Regions from separate parts of the Mus musculus genome. Here region 2 is linked to region 1. The links are chromatin loops, found by intact Hi-C in ENCODE. Cell type or tissue: left cerebral cortex. All regions are shown on one strand. Each heading gives the region's core, and the rest is flanking DNA. Links, peaks and the distances in the headings are about the cores only. Region 1 overlaps Nell1 (NEL-like 1). Region 2 overlaps Nell1 (NEL-like 1).

Evidence for each region. A loop is a pair of places that touch in the nucleus more often than their neighbours do. Peaks named below come from ENCODE experiments on the same cell type or tissue, not always from the same donor. Only the 100,000 strongest peaks of a DNase experiment are listed, where the experiment ranks them.
Region 2: it touches region 1 in a loop (5-fold over the local background); 2 of 42 quality-filtered maps call a loop at or near these places.

Annotation. Positions count from the first base shown.
Region 1 is chr7:50,554,386-50,563,090 of GRCm38, forward strand. Nell1 (NEL-like 1) reads left to right here. Exons shown (of 20, transcript NM_001037906.2): 14 at 6,382-6,504. Nell1os (NEL-like 1, opposite strand) reads right to left here. Exons shown (of 4, transcript NR_045928.1): 2 at 8,373-8,552; 3 at 3,034-3,116. Among named protein-coding and RNA genes, the nearest start is that of Nell1os, 17 kb to the right of the region's middle. In left cerebral cortex, for the core only: no CTCF peak of the experiment used is centred there; DNase peaks (open chromatin) are centred at 5,315, 5,471 and 8,170; H3K27ac peaks cover 903 bases.
Region 2 is chr7:50,498,126-50,506,830 of GRCm38, forward strand. The region is part of intron 13 of Nell1 (NEL-like 1); the gene reads left to right. Among named protein-coding and RNA genes, the nearest start is that of Nell1os, 73 kb to the right of the region's middle. In left cerebral cortex, for the core only: no CTCF peak of the experiment used is centred there; DNase peaks (open chromatin) are centred at 4,379 and 5,026; H3K27ac peaks cover 994 bases.

The DNA of each region.
Region 1 (8,705 bases), core at 362-8,361:
CTGTTCTTTCTCTCTCTCTCTCTCTCTCTCTCTCTCTCTCTCTCTCTCTCTCTCTCTCTTTCTCTCAGTCAAAATCTAAGCCTAAAATAAAACAAAAACAGATTCTCTTTTGTGTTGGCAAAATATTCCTGAACAGGATGTTTGCTTTGGATAGACCATGTGACACTCCTTTAAAGAAACCTGATTTCTCCTCTCCCAGAAGCTATGAATTGCAAATATTTTCTTGGCTAGGTATGGGGTCTTCATGTCTGCTTTCTCTTTCTTCCCTGTGCTAGGGGCTTGTCTGGCTTGTGCTTCTGCAGGTTTTGTGCACGCTATTAAAATCTTTATGAGTTCCTACGTGCATCAGCCCTGTTGTGTCCAGAAAATGTTTCCTTTTTGCATACCTTCTCTGCTAATTCTCCCAACATCTCTTTGAACTGATCGTATTACTCACATTTCAGGGCAACAACAAAGGGACTGAAATATATTATGCATGCTTTCTAAGACTGTGAAGTGAGTGAATTATATAGAAAGATAGATTTGATTTGGAATTAAGGCCTTTTGGCTTTCCAGAATTTCAGGAGATCTAGAAACTCAGGAATATAGAGGAAACACAAATAATTAATAAAACATTCCTGGAATTATTGGGCATGGATTCCTGGGGAGTGGAGAAATGACCTAGATGCTGATGTTGCTGGTGCTGCTAATGGTGGTACTGGTAATTATGATGGTGATGGTGATGATAATGATGATGGTGATGACAGGTGGTGAAGTTGTTATGATGGTGGTGAAAATGAGGTGGCTGTGGTGGTGATGGTGGTGGTGAAGGTAGTAGTGGTCAGAAGTGCTTTGTGGTGATGGTGATAGTGTGATGGTAGTAGTGTTGGTGTAGTAAGAATGCTTGTGGTGACAGAGTGACTGTAGTGGTCATGATGGTATTAGTGATGAGGAAGATGGCAATGCTGACACTAATGATGGTGTCAGTGTTGATGGCTTCTATCATTTAAAAGTGCCTACTTTATTCCATTAACAATACTGTATACATTGTAGCCTTTATGAGTAGTCATTAAATGTCTCTCAAATATCTGTCTTGTGGAAAAATCTGTTTGAATCTGAGGAAATGAAGACTGATTCTTTCTCTTGGTACTGGCTACATTTTATATGCAAATGGGAATATCATTTGTTAAAGATTCTGCAGGTGACTACTTGGACATTCTCAACCACCTTTGCCAGTCTCCAAAGCTTTTCCTCTTCACAGAGAATCTTTGGATGTGTCTGAAATTCATTTTGGCTCTTCTTACTTCCAGCTTCAAAAACCGCAAACTCTTTTATTTAGCAATAAAATATACATGCTAGTTGTAAAATTTCAAAAACCTGAAGTGAATAAGAAATAGTACAAGTACCTCCCATTTATCCTCTGCCCAGCTAAATAACCTACATCACTGTTAATGGTTTAACAGAGTGTGGTAGACTTTCTCTACATATGCCATAGTGTCATGTAAGTATAGTTTTATAGTTTTATAAAAATTTGCCATGTTTATTACATAATACCATCTATCCAAGTCAAAAGTACAAGATAACACTTTTACTTTCCATTTTTCTTCTTCCTGTTTTCGAGGAATTAGGAAGGAAGAGAGCAAGTCTCTTTGCCCATTTCTCCCACTGTCTCCATTGCCTCTTAATGGCATAGCCATCCTGGTTGTCGCCTTACTCAGAGCTTTAAGGACTACCTCTTTGTTTGCAAGGCCAGCTCTACTAGTGTACAGTTATACCACCGCCATGGAACAGCCTCTCCTAGGGGAGCCAGGATGGATGTTTGTAGCTTTGGAAGTGGTTTAAGTTAATGCTGTTTGTCTCAGGGGAGGGAAAAAAACAGGCCCTATAGTTCTTATGCTGGTATGTGCCCCAAGCAGGGAGACCTGTGCCCCATGGAGAATTGGCTTAGATTTTAGCGCCTGACTTCAGCAGGGAATCAGTAGGGTTTTAGCCTCTAAGACCTTTTTCTGGCTAGGCCAATACCTGCTGTGAGGCATGGATAGCTGTCCCAAGAGCCTTTGTCTATGATTCCTGGAACTCTGCTGGGACCCTGATGGGTAAAAGGCATACAGTAATGAACATGATTTAGTCTTCCATCCTGGCACATAGTGATCCTAGAGCTGCTTTTACTTTGACATAGAAAAATGCTACTTGAAGAAAAGAGAATTGTGTTGTGTTATAAATAACCTACATCCTTAAGCCCAGGTCTTAGAATTTCAGAATTTGTATCTAAGAAACTAGGGGATGTCTTTTAATTGAAGTGTTTATTTTGTGCACAACTCATTTCGTATGCCACGATGAAATAGACAAGATTTTCAACTAGAAAAGAGCAGGATATATCTGGGTCATTAGCAAGATAATCAGCATAAAGAATTTCTATCCTCCATTTCATTTAGGTCTACACACCAGTGGGATTTTATATTCCTGTGAATGCATGGACAAAACATTTCATGTGATCTTTTTAATGCATTTAATGATGTTTGGTTTATGGAGTATGGTATTCACTCCTTAAAATCGTCATATTTTATTTCTTTTGTGTGTGGGAGGAGCATGTGTAGCACAGTATGTGTGCAGGTCAGATCACAAGCAGGATCCATTCTCTCCTTTCACCATGTGTGTCTCAGGGATCAAAATCAAAATATCAGGCATGGTGACAAATGTTCGTACCACCTGACACACTTGCTAGAGTCACACAATCATTTCCATGACCTAATTATATATATACAGCTACTAGCAATGCACAAGTGATCCAATTTCCTTACATAATTTGCCAGTTTATTATTTTCAGTCTTTGCAATCCAGGTTATTCTAATGGGTTTGAGATAACTTTTCAGCTTCGTCTTAAAATTTCCTAATATGTACACAATTCTTCTTGTATTTATTTGCTATCTGTATACCTTCTTCAAGGAAATTGCCACTGAATATTTTGTGCCTCTTTACAACGCGATTAATGTTTTAGTGTTGCATGGTAAGAAGTTATTTACATAATCTAGATTCAAACCTTTTCACACATACATGGCTGAAAAATCCTTCAATTTGTGGATTATGTCTTCAACAGCATTTGTACTCTATTTCTTCTTGGCCCGTCTTCACAGTCACTGTGAGAAGCAAACACAAGGCCATGCTACTATCAGCTTGCTTCCTTGCTTAGCTTTGCTCCTCTCAAATGTCCTCAACCAGGTCAATAACACTTTCTTGTCTTAATCCTCCTTGACTTCTCTGCAGCTTTTATCTTCCCTCCTTTTATACTCCTTCCCTCCCTCCCTTGCCCCTATCCTCATATTTGTATTAGCACTTAAATTTCAGAAGCTCTGCCAGAGGCTGGGGAGAATGCAAAACAGAAAGATATAATTCCTATCCTCAAGAGATTTGTGCTCCAGTAGAGAAGGAAGACATTCATCATACATTAATGAATGTAGAAATAGTAGTGTGATTAACCCATGCAGTTCGAGAAGTTCTGGCTATGATGGGCAAATGTTCCAGGGCAAATGGCTCCAGACCAGGGAATCTGGTTTTCTTCTCGAAATAAGGTGAAGGTTTAATTGAGATCTCAAGGACAAGAAAATACTATGATGTAGGTGGAAGAGGAAAGTGCCTATAGACAAGAAGAAATGAGGACCTTTTGAAAGAGGAGACAAAGCAGTTTTGGTTGGAAAGGGACAGAACCAACTTCATGCTGTGTCTGATGGTTTAAAATAAAATGTTTACTTAATAACAGTGAGGAGGTGGTTGGCTTTTGTTTGTCTTTAACTAGGAATGGCAGGAGAATCAGATTTTATTTCCCAAAAGATTTTCATACTTGTCACGTGAAGAATAAATTGGCAGAGGTAAAGCAGAGGTAGTGAGAGAGCAGAGCAATTGGGAAGGTGTGGTTCAGGCTTATTTGAGAGGGTCAGTGGTATGGGTACCCTGCAGTGGTAGGAATGAGACAGTGGGGTTATCTTGGGAGTTCTGCAAAAGAGAAATCTACATGACTCAAGGATGAATTATAGAGCATTATGATAAAAGACACTACCAAAAGGCCAATAATGACTCCCTGCCTATTTTTTTCTGCTAACCTTTGACAGTGGGAACTTTGCTTGAGTCTTCCAGCCTATGATTGCTAAGGAAAAGAAAACATTTTATTAATTTTAATGGCCATCTAATATGTAAGTCCAAAAGTAGTTGAGGTACTATGAGTGGTAGTAGAAATAGTAGATATGGTGATATGGTGACCGTGAGGTAAAGTAACTTATCCTTAGAGCATTTACTGGCAGCAATATGCTGTCTTCCATCTTCATTAACTGACTTTCACCATGATCCCAGGACATAGGTCCTGCTGACTCACATTTTACTATTAGTAACTACAAAGAGACTAAACAATTTATGATAGTGCACATAGCTAGAAACTGTCAAACCCAGGTTCTTCAGTCTTGGGGTGTCTGGCTCTGGATTCTATTTTCTTTACCCTCATATCTTGCTATCTTTCATGAGTCCTTACATATCTTGTACTTTTGGCATTGTTTGCAGCATCTGGAAAAGCAATTTGATATTTTTAGAAGGAAATGGGGTACTGCTTGTTCCTCTCTGACAGATACATGTTTAAAGATCCAGTTACTTTGTAGACTTGGGCAAGGCTACAGATTATGAGATATGGGAGCTTCATAAGCTTTATCCTCTGGGTTAGGACCAGACATTCAGGAAGTATTAGGAGATCCATGTGAATCCAGGATCCATTTAGAAGACACTTATTTCATCACTGGCATGATGAGAACACTTCTATTTGTCATGGATTTGCTCTGAATGCAACCAGGTAGCTTCCAACCACTGCTCATTGCTGCAATGGTTCTTCTGGCATGAATGTTCTCAAATCTGAGACACCTACTCAGCCATATTTTGATGCTGGGCAAGTTGTTTAATGTGTCTTTTTTTCCTACTGCCTTCATTATAAAATGAGAAAACTCATGTTGTTGGGTGAGTTAAATAGTTGAACACCTGTAAAATGTATTTTAGTGTGTAGCATTCTCTTGGTTCAATACTATTATCTAAAATGTTGCTAAAGTGCAGACTTCAAAATGTTCCTCAAATATGATATGAGTTTCTTCAAAGTTAATTGGCATTGATGACAAAATGTGAAAATATCACAATGCAGTATTGCAGGGTTGTTTACACAGTGGGCTAAAACAATAAACTACACACTAAGATGGATAAAATTCATGTGGCCTAAGAGAACAGATTTGGAAAGGTTGTTTTAGTTTGGCTTTGAACTGGCATTTAAAGCTAGGCAGGGCTATATTTATTCTAACCATATGGAGTAGGGAGTATTTTGAATCAGGAAAACAACATGAAAAGCCAAGAGAATGCTAAATAAATACTGAACTACAAGAATGAAGTTGTATTGCCAAGACAGCAATGGCACCAGGTCATTGCGTAAGGGAATTGTCCTCTGGGGTATTAAGTGACATGAGCAGATAGTCAAAGATGGACCTGACTTGGGAATGTTTCATAACCACCACCCCCACCGACACACTATTCTTTTGTTTTGAGTATTCTTTGTAGGCAACTCTGGCTAAGAAAACCATCCTGCTCTTGAAAGAAAAGGTTATATATTCTTGTCTAAAGTATCTTCTCTCCTGTAGATGCAATGACTTCTCTGTCATGAATTCTCATCCTTGTTGTATGTATACCTATTAGCATGACAACACATACTGGTTTGTCCAAATCATTCAGAATTATGCCTGTTATCATGGCACTGTTATTAACAGAGTATCTGGATGGTTAGATGAAATATAGTCACATACTTAAAACAGTATCACTTCTCTCCTATGTTCCTGTTAGCTACATATTGGTGTTTGCTCAGCATAAAACACTCAGAGTTTTCAATCAATTTACATTGATATACAGTTGCCACATGCTGCACCAAGGCACTGTTTTTCCAGGAGTGGCTGTGCTGTACTACACTCCTGGATGCACTTAGGAGTCTTTGAAGAGAACTTTGGTTGCCATGATCTGGGTCAAGGAGTGCCATTGGAGCTTGCTATTGTGTGTACAGGATGTTTAGAATCATGAGAGTTGGTCACAGGGAAATTCACCAACACCGTGATTGAGAATCATCCTCTAAGACTCAAATATTAACATAGTATATGTTCCATGCTTTCTTTATGACAAATACAGTGGCTATAAACAGGAAGTTCTTATGTATTCCAGGTTTGCCTCAACCTCCATATCCTCTTGCCTCAGACCCATCCCAAATGCTAGAATCAAAGGCATCATTCACCATGCCTGCCTAATCAGTACCATGCTTGGTGAGGTCCAGCACACTTCTCCAGTCCAGCTATTCCTACTTTTGTAATGGCATCTTTCTCCTCCTTCCCCACCCTGCAGAGCATGATGATTGTGGCAGCGGACAACACAACTGTGACAAAAATGCCATCTGTACCAACACAGTCCAGGGACACAGCTGTACCTGCCAGCCAGGCTACGTGGGAAATGGTACTGTCTGCAAAGGTAGGCTTGCTGCCTTGAGGGGCACCTCCACCTGATACCCTGCCTGAGCCTGTGATGTTCATGAGCAGGATTCCTGTTGTCACTATGGGAGCTGAACATAGCTGGTTTCTGCCCCTGGTCTATCTGTTGGCTGAGGTACTGTGCATGGAAGAAAGAACCTTAGCAGTTTGGAGGCTGTGGGTGTGGGTCCTGGTACAGTTCCACACCTGAATGGGGTTCTCCAGTTTTGCCTCTTAAATAAAATTGGACCTAGTGATGGAAGATACAATTCTGGTGTGAATTTGGGTCCATGTGAGCTGTGGCCAGAGGGTAAGTGGGTACCAGTTGCACTCTCATTCAGGGCGTCTGCTTGACTGAGAAACTTTACCCTTAGAAATGCTGATTAGAGTTCAGCTAGTGGTCTGGCTTTGTATATATTTTATGGTCATCTTCTATTTTATGGTCATCTTCTATTTTATGGTCATCTTCATATCCTTCCTTCAGCCATCCTCCCAGCTGGCCATCCACTATCCACATACTCTTTTTCTATAGAAACCCATTGGCTACTGCCAGTCCTTGGATATGGCCATCCTCTCTGCCTTCATGGGTGATCACTTTCTTTATGTCTCTGCTCTGATCACAGAATCACTCTTAGTGCTCCCAAGACCAAACCTTGCTCAACTGCTTTTCGAAAGCAGCCTGACTGGACACTCTGTATTACATATTTGTGTTTGTCTCCATGTTATTTGCCTTGCAGTGAGGGTGGAAGTCCTGGGTAGCAAATACATGGTCATATCCTCACAGCTTAATGCTTAGAAAAGAATGTGCCTGGCATACTATAGCAATTCATTACCTATGTGATAACCAGCCTAATCAGTCAACATAGAGAGACACAACTTCCATCCTTCTCTTCCTTCCCTTCTTACATCTCCTTCTCCCCTAGAAACTAGAAACTAAAACAAAAGCTGAAAGGAAAGATAATTATAATTACATTGTGTAACCTTTAGAAAAAAAATGTGCTCACATATTTGATAAACAGACGGAAGCACTTTAAGCCAAGCAATACATATTGCTAACTATCTTGGCATTTAGGGTTAAATGGACAGCATGCTTGCAGACAGCTCTAAATGAGATTAGCATAACCTGACCTGAGGGTTAAGGTTCTGAATAGGAGAGTGTTTATCTGCCTGGCCAGCCTGGCATTAGTGCTGGAATGGAAATCGGGCTTTAACTAAGCAGTTGTCAATATGTAGCTGATAGACTAAGCCCCCTTTCTTATCTGTCATTAGCTGGATAAAATCTGGTGATCCTGGAAAGCATTCTTGTCTCAGTGGCTGATAATATTGGCATTTATTTTGTAAACACACAGTGAGTGTGAATTTTATGTTCAGACCCCCCCCACACACAATCTCCCCCCCCCCCCAAAAAAAAAACCAGAGGTAAGACAGGGCCTTAGAGGATTCATCATTTAAAAATGGAAAACAATTTGAACAAATGCTTCCAACCCAAGTGGTAAAATGTACAAAGCAACATTGGCTCATACAAAAAAGGTTCCTGAGAACTCTGAAAACATTGAGCCTTGTGTGATGCGGTGTACACTTTAGGATTCCTTTCGTTACAAGCAACAGGAACCAAAAATGAAGACTTGTGATTTGGAGCGCGAAGAGACAAATGTAAGTTTAGGCTTCCTTTACAAAAGCAGGCAAAGCTTGCTTCTTAAAGGTACCCAAGTATTTATTCTCCTTTGTGCTTGAAATTGACTGTTCAATGTTGCTTCGTTGGGTATGGAGGACAGTCTCTGTGTGACGGCTGACCCATAGGATAGCAATAGGTCTTTCCTGCAGAATGGAATCCTCATATGGGTATGACTCCACACTCCACAACCTGACCTTGTTTGAGCAGAGAACTTGAATCAAGCATCCTCCCTTTCTACGATTTCATATCCTAAATCCACAGCAGACATGGCACTCAGTGATGTGATGATCTCTGCAGCAGTTCTCTGCATATTTGTATCGTGCACCACCAGGTCCTTGACATCCAGCACCCAGGAGGGTGCCATCATTCTTTTTCTGGAAATAGCGAAACATATGTGCTCAGTCCCAACCCTTTCAGTGTCTGCTGGTAAAAGTCTTTAAGCTATTTTGGTATGATGAAAAGGCAGAGAGACATCTGGAGGGACTGCATTTGAACTAAAGTTTTCTAGGGCATCCAACCCAGACTTT
Region 2 (8,705 bases), core at 320-8,319, 56 kb before region 1:
GACTCAGTTCTGATGAAGAGCCTAGCTCTAACTAGAAGTAATGGTGCTAGGCTCCTTTTTTTTTCTGTTAGAAACAACTTATCAAGTATTCTGCATTCTCTATAACTGATATCTTACCTCATTCTGCTAGCTAGTCACCCCTATGATCTATGTCCTTAAACTTAGGCCCAAGATTTGGATCTCCGTGATTATCTATGATCACTCTATGAAAAAATCAACTTTTGGCTCACAGTTCATGGGCATCCATACATCATGGTGGGGAATCCACAGCTGCAGGAATTTTAGGCAGCCCTAGTGACTACATTCAAGAAGCAAAGAGTAATGAATGTGTGTATTCAGTTCACTTTCTCCTAAGGAATGTTTCAATCCACAGTCAATGTATCTTTTCAGTTACCTAATCAATATAAAATTTCACAGGTATGTCAAGATGTCTGGCTCCCAGTTGATTCTAGATCTCATTAAACTGATCACTGAGATTGGCTACTCCACAAATGTTTCTGAACCACCTTCCTTTGCATCTCTAAGCCACATGTCTTAGGTTTTCTAGTGGGAAAACATAACATGCCTGATTGTAACTAAGCAGAACATAAGCATATTAGGAGGACTCTGAGTTGATGTTATTGAGTATGAACCAAAAATGTGGATGTACCACCTTCAAGATCTTGATTTAGGAATGGTCAGATGGGATTCCGCTGTAGTTTGGATGTTGAATGTCCACAAACATTTGGGAGATGATGGGTCTTTTTAAGATATGGGAATAAGAATTATATTCTTAAGTCATTATAAGTGAGCTTTCAGAGGTCACGGTAGTATCTTGGCTTCTTTTTGTCATTTCTTTGGCTTCTTGCATTATAGGGTTTATCCTTTTACATATACTCCCTTTCTTGGGATATTCAATAAGAGAACTGAAACAATGTGGCTAAACTAAACACACTAAAACTGTAAGCCAAAATGTGTGTGTTTATTTTTGTAAGTTAATTGCCTTAGGAGTTTATAATGATAGAAATCAAATACAGTTTCACGAATGATACTTGTATCTCAAGCCTCTGTTCTAACCAAAGCCTGTCCCACTACGTCTGATTTTTGACAACCCAGACTCTCAGCAGCACATGTCCCTTGAGGTCCAAATCTGTTTCCTTTGCAAGGGATACTCTAATGCGTTTTATATGCGAATTCCAAGGAGCTTGAAGGCTTGAGAGGAAGCATCTGAGTTTTTGAGTCAAAGTCACATAACTTTACTCTAGCAATTTGGTTATAGGGATGAGTTGTTACCTTTATCATTTAAAATGTTGGGCATAATTCTACGAAGGAATCATGAAATAACTATTAAATAGTATTAATGACATCTATAAATTTCCTTCATTCACATTGGAATGTCAATTGGTGTTGTCACCATGCAGGTCTTGGAAGGCACACTCTTCAGATCTCAATGGGTGCAGTCTCTGTGTCATGCCTAGAAGGCACTATCATAACAGGAGTCAATCTGGTCATCCCTGACATTTAAAATGATTCTACCTCCATCCACAATTTTCCCATGCATCTTAGGTGTAAGAGTTGCATTGTGAATGTATCATTTGGGGCTGGGCAAACCACATTTACTTATTCTCTGCAGTTTGACCAGTTGATCTCTGAAAGAGTCTCCAACTGATGTTGCAAAAAAGAAAGTTCTTTGATGACTCTTGAGACCTACATTTATCTGTGGGTATGAGGGTAATTATTTCGAATACAGTGATAAAGAGCTATAGGTTATCAATGGCTTCTGAGAGAAGGAGAATTAGTTTTCTATGGAAATGAGCTCCCTGCCACATTATCCAATACTAAATGCTCAGCCCTAAATATGTGGATATAAAAATGTCATTAATTGGGCTCAGTAGGCTACACACACACACACACACACACATGCAGAGAGAGAGGGAGAGAGAGAGAGAGAGAGAGAGAGAGAGAGAGAGAGAGAGAGAGAGAGAGAGATGGATATTTGAAGGAATGGGGAGAGATGAATGGTGTTATGAGGGAAAAGAGGGTAGGGTTAAAATGATGTAAATATAATACTCATGTATGAATTCTTAAAAAATGAAAATAAAAGTTACTTCTTATCTCATTCTATGCTGCTATGAAGTATCTGAGACCAAGAGCCTTGCAAAGGAAAGAAATGTCCATACGGCCTAATTATAGTGGCTTGAAAGTCTAAACAGCATGATTCTGGTATTGAGTGTGAGCTTTTGGGCTATTTAACAACACAATTGAAACACAGCAAAAGAAGTGAGTGTATACAGAAGTGGCATATGCAGAGGCCTCGTTTTATGATAACCCATTACCTTAGTTACTAGTCTTACCTGAGAGATATAATTCACTTCTGAGATAAAGGCATTAATCCCTCTCAAGGGCAGAGAGCACACGATGTCAACACTACTACCTTGGAGAAGTCAGCCTCAATATGAGATTTTATTCTTTAAGAATTTCAAACAGGTATAAATGTATTTTGATCATATCAATTCTCTCTTTTCACTAGTTTCTCTCAGACTTTCTCCAGGTGTCACTCCCAACTTCATGTCATGTTTATTTCTTTCTTTTAAAGATTTATTTATTTTTTTACGTGTATGAGTACACTGCAGTTGCCTTCAGAAACACTAGAAGAGGGTCCCATTACAGATGGCTGTGAGCCACCATGTGATTGCTGGGAATTGAACTCAGAACCTCTGGAAGAGCAGTCAGTGTTCTGAACCACTAAGCCATCTCTCCAGCCCTCATGCTTATTTTTTAATGGATTGTAGTTAGTCCTGCATGTATGTGCATCAATATAAGGCCAAACACTGTCCACTAGAGCATGGACAACCTAACAGGGAGTATCTAAAGTAAACTCGTATGTAGCTGTGAACACTGTGAGCTACAATAATTACCAACCTGGCAAGATCTGTCCATTGGTGCAGTAGAGGCATGAATATTATGAGGGCAACCAACTGTTTTCTAGTTGGACTTAACACCCAATGCACAGGACAGAACACAGTATGAGTTTTCATATGAATAAAAAAACATATAAGCCCTGGTGGGTTTTTACTTGTTGGTTAGAACTCAAAGGTAAAGTACGCCAATTATCCACTCTCCTAGAGATGGTAAGGGTTTTCTTTCCCAGACCATCGTAGCTCTCTGTTGCACTCAGGTGAATGATTCAGACATTTTTCACCTGTTTGGTGGGGACTCACACTTAGCACCAGATGCTTTCTCCTAAGAAGCATACTTAAGTTTCTACCAGCAAGCTTCCTTAAACTACCTGGAAAGCATAATGGTAGTGATTCCTAATGGCTTTAGGAGTCTCTCAAGGCACATCATGTCCCATTAAGTAATCCAGCATCACCAAGCAATTACAGCTCTCCATCTTTTTTCTCCATTAAGATATCATTAAGGAAAAACACACTCTATTACAGAGTACAAAGGAAGCCTAGCTACATCTCCTCCCATCCCCTTTTTAAAATAAGGACAGGTGAAAACCCCAGAAATAACTTAAACTATAAACAAAAGAAAGCAGCCTGTAGAATTCGGCTGCATGGGAACCACTGGGGTATCCACAGCCATGCAGTTTCTAGGCATTGCTTGAAGACTTTTTCTCAGCTAATATTTCATCAGACACTGTCATAAAGGCCCGCTCTGAGACTTCCTCTGACAAGATGTTTGCTGGGTTAATCATTCAGAATGGAAAGGCGTTTTCATCTTAAGCCACTCTTCACTGTGCAGGGTACTTCAATTCCGTTATGTGTATCTTTTTGTTCTGGTGTTACAGTTAAAGGGGAACAGAGTTTCCCCAGATGCACTAGGCTCTGTTTAGCAATTTGTATTTTTCTGATATTCCATGACTGGTATTCATCTCTCTGTATGTGTAATCACTACATTTGGAATATCCCATTCTTTTGTTTAAGGGAAACAAATGGAGCTTTCAGGAAATGGAATTTATTTATGAATATTTTACAAGCTTTTAGCAATGGAAATTTTATAGCGAGGCAAAAAGAAACTAGACTAATAGTGCGTTTTCATAGAACAAAGGGAACTTACACATTGCTATTTCTGTGGTGTTGCCTCAGATATGTTTTGCTTTAGTTCTGCAACACATGAAAAGGTCATCTTCTTTTTCGCCGTGGATGCATTATGGTAATCTCTTTTGGAAATAAATCATTTTAGACCGAACATTCTGATTTTAAATAACTTATTTAATTTAAACATGTACACTGTCATGGACTTAGCATTTTAATTGTGTTGTTTTTAAAAACTTATTTCTTAGCCTACATTTATACACACACTAGCATTTTCAGTTTGAATTTTATTTAGAAATATTTTATATAAGCCAAAAACCACAGAGGGTGCCAGCTTGAACAGCTGGTCTCAGGGAACCTTTTCTGCCCGCAGCCCCTCTTCTTTCCCACTGGCAATCTTCTCTGTCACCCCATCCCTTCTTACTTGGATTGCTGCCCTCTCCACACTCCCCTACTTCTCTCCTTCCATATAGGACAACATTGTAAACATAAAATTAGAGCCATTGATTTCAATTTTAATGAGTCCAAGTTTAAAAGGAAAATATTTCAATTTTTTTAAATAAGATATCTTATTTAATCCCCATGACAAAATCCTATTTAACAAGTAGTTAGTATATCACCAGTGAGGTATTTTATATTATTTGCTTGTTTGGGACGAAGTTGCATGAGCTGATGTTGAACTTCTGATCCTCTTGTCTCTGCCGATTGGCATGCACTACCATACCATGTCTATATAGCTTTAGGGGTCTAACCCAGGGCTTCCTTCACTAGGCAACCACTCTGATATCTGAACTATACATCAACCCTGTACATTCTTTTATAAAAAACAGCCTTTGAAAGTCAGAATTCATTTTACACTTTTAGGGCATCTTTATTTGGACTAGGCATATGTCACATGACCTACTTCCTGCTGATGCAGGAATCTGCATTCTGTTAGCTTTCTAGCCTTGTTTGCTTTGTTGTTCTGAGCCTAGTGCTCTGAGAGAGGGGATACTAGGACTGGGAGTAAGATGGGCTTCAGTTGAAGTGAGGGCTAAGGATCAAGGAAGCTATTAGAAATAACTAGGTTAATGTGCCTAAAGGCCGAGCCTTGCCTGGTGGCTTTATTGCAGCTTGTTTTGTCTTAGGGTTCTGTAATGTATTTGTAAGTTTCTCCTCTCCAGAATGGCTAGGCTTACAGTCCCTGCTCTCTATGTCAGAGGGAAAAGAGTACTTTCTAAATGAAATTGGTAAAGTTTTCTATTGAAGATATTCAACTTTTTGATGTTATAGAATCACTGCTAGGGTTGTGTGTGTGTGTGTGTGTGTGTGTGTGTGTGTGTGTGTGTGTGTGTATGTGTGCGCGTGCGTGCAAACAGTGTCATATAGTGGCTGCAGATAGTCAGACCATTATATATCTGCTTTCTTTCACTGTTGTGGACAACACTTGATTAGTAATTTTGGCAATGTGTGGTCTTTATATAATTTTATGTTTTAGCAGTTTAATTTGACAATATATTTGAGATATATATGCAAAAAGATGATTTCTGAATTTTTATGCCCAACATGTTTATAGTGTAGGAAGGGAAGTGTGGAATACTGTAAGAGTATAATAATGGAAATGGGCTAAAGGAATTCACTGAGAAAGAAGGGTTTTCACCTACTTATGGGACAGAAAGTATTTTCTAAGTTAATGGCTCGGGTTCAGTATTTTGAGAAATCTAGTGTACCTGAGAGATAAGAATGGCTGGACATCCAAACAGAGAAATCAAGAGGGAACTCTGTATAGCTTCTCAGGAATGGCTTTCAAGAACAATAATGTGTTTGTTGTCAGAAGTGTCAGGAAATGAAGATGGGAAGCCAGGTAGACCCAGATCATAGCACCTATGGGCCATGTGAAGCTCTTGAACATCATCTTAGAGAGTATAGTACAAAGATAATGCTTGCACAGTGTTGTTGAGGGTATCTGGAACATGATTTAATGTTATCTAAAGATGGATTGTTATAGAAGCCTTGGGGATAGTCTACATAAAGAATGAAGATTCCTAGTAATAACTCAGCAGCAGAGAACATGGGTTTGGTGTCTACTATTTAGAAGATTAGACATTTAGGATTTGGTGGCTGTTTTGTTTTGCCAATATGTTTCACTAAAAGTCAAGGGTTGAAGCCCTACCAGGCTTTTAAGGAGACCAGATAAAATGAGGTTTTATTCATCATGTTGGTCTACAGAGCATTTTATTATAGGCATTTATTTCTAATTGTACTGGAGGCTCTGGTAACTGCAGATGCACATCATCTGAAGATCTTAATTCTTAGCCTGTACACGGCAGCCTTCTTGCTGTGGCCTTGCTTGCTTGTTATAGAGTGGAGAAGAAGCACCATTCTCTCTTAATGCTTTCCTAATGATGTGAATTCCATCACACAGGTTCTGCCTTTGGGGTTTAGTCTAGAGTGAGCCATCTCCCAAAATCTCTCCTTCTAAAAATCATCACAGTGGAAGTTAGGGATTCCACACATGTACTGAAGAATATGAGTGTACACTAGAGGTCATCAGGAAGGGACTCTCATTCAACAGGACTGATTGGTGTACTCCCAGACAAATGAACAGATGCCATGATCACGTATGCATAGAAAAAAGTTCACATGAGGACATGTAGGAAAGGCAGCCATAAGTCAGAAAGCAAGTGAGCACTACCTTGATCTTGTAGGTTTGTCCTACAGGACTGTGAAATAATTTCCTTTTTTTTTCTGATAGAGCAGATGATCTCTGATAGACATGAATCATAAATCTCTTTCACCTATGGTTAGGTTCATTGCTTATGCTTTACTCTCTGTATTTTGTCACAAGCATGAGAAAAAAAGTTGTTACTTTGTGAAGAACAAGAGGCATTTGTGGCTCAAATGAAGAGTTAGCTGAATGCCAGGATAGATGAATGAGTATCAGAATTCTGTAGGAATAGCATTTCTGTTTATTAAGGTGATACCATACTTTGAATGGTCATTTCATGCATGTGCATAAAGATGGAGCTGTTTGTCCCCTTATCCATCTAACTATTCAGAATGGCTTATGTGATCAAATCTCTGTCTCCTTCCCTTTAGCTATTACTAGATAATAATACTTCTTCTTGGGGGGGGTGGGGTCATTGGTATTTCTACACCTGAAAAAAACTATAGTAATATAGATCTGCATTTATTTAAAAGAAGAAAAGGGTTGAAGAAAGAGCAGTCCTCAGAGAATGAGAATCTTCTATTATGATATATTCCCATCAAGAAAATGGAAATAATGCAAATATCTCTGCATATTATCTCCTGGTAGGATTTGACTATTTTCTTTATGGGACCACTTCTATTAGTGTCACCCATATGGAATTTGTACTTGAGTCTATCACATTGATCTCTAATAGCTTCAGAATAAGATCTCTACACTATTTGGAATTGATTGTTGGGTATGGGTAGAGGTTGGTATTGTCTCCATTCTTCTATATATGAATATCCTATATTTTTAATTAATGTAAAGATGTGCCTGAATAAAACAGAACCATAAACACACAAAGGAACAAAATGTCAAGTGGAATACTTACTATAAAAAGGTAGATCATTACAAGGCAAGGCTATTTAGAGTATTAAAATATCAATAAGATAATTCCTGTTCAGAATGTCTGTAGTGGGTTTCCTTTCTCTCATGATAAACTTGAATCCTCATATACTTGGAGTGGCTTCCTGGTCTTTTGTATACCAAAGACCAGGAAGCCACTACAAGAAGTTTTAGCAATAAAGATGACAGAATGATGCCTGAAACTTGAAAGTCCTTTCATAAAGCTGATTTAGGGGAGAGCAGAAACAAATGGGTTGACCCATGTCATTCTTGTGATTAGTTTTTCTTTTTCTTTTTCATTTTGTGGATTTAATTACATGCAGTTTTGTCAATATATGTGGTGCCATATCCCTTTTTGGTCTAACAATGCACCAGAGAGCATTCTTTCAGTCTTAGGAGGAAAAGGGTTCCTCTCTAAGAACAAGCCAAACAAATGTGTTGGGATTATGTTGTTGGCTTGGGCAGACCTGACCTGGGCTCTGCGATTCTGAGTCATGTGAGGCAGGGAATACCATAATGTGGTCTCCTTAGTTCAGTAATACCCTCCTTTGGTGTTATGGTTAGCTCAATTTTTCTAAACACTAAGGATATAAAATCTGGGCTATGATTAGGAGGAAAACGAATCATTGTGATGTTGCCAAGTGACATTTGACTGTTCTATATTTCTGGAACATTTTGTAGGCTCTCCTGCCTCTAACCTCAGCCTTGTTTTTTTTTTTTTTTTGTTTGTTTGTTTTTTTTTTTTCTGTATCTTGCAATAGTCTTGGTGTACTTTTTATCTTTGAAAATCATCCACATTTCTCTGACTCAGGGCATTTGACTCCTATTCTGTCTGCCTCAGTGTCCCACCTACTTTGTGTTCACAAGGCTGCTGTTGAGAGAGAATTTATTCTTTATATTTCAAGTTAAAAGCACTTGCTAGCATAGTTGTGCATTGAAGACTTAGGTAGGAAACACTGTATGTAACTCTTCACTGCCTCTTAGGAAAGCTATACTATTGGATTTTCTTTACTAGCATGTATCAAAACTTGTAACAATTTGTTTCTTAGTTATTGCCAATATTTCATCTTGTTTGAAGCTTTTGGGGGATCTTACTCCATGCCCGATCT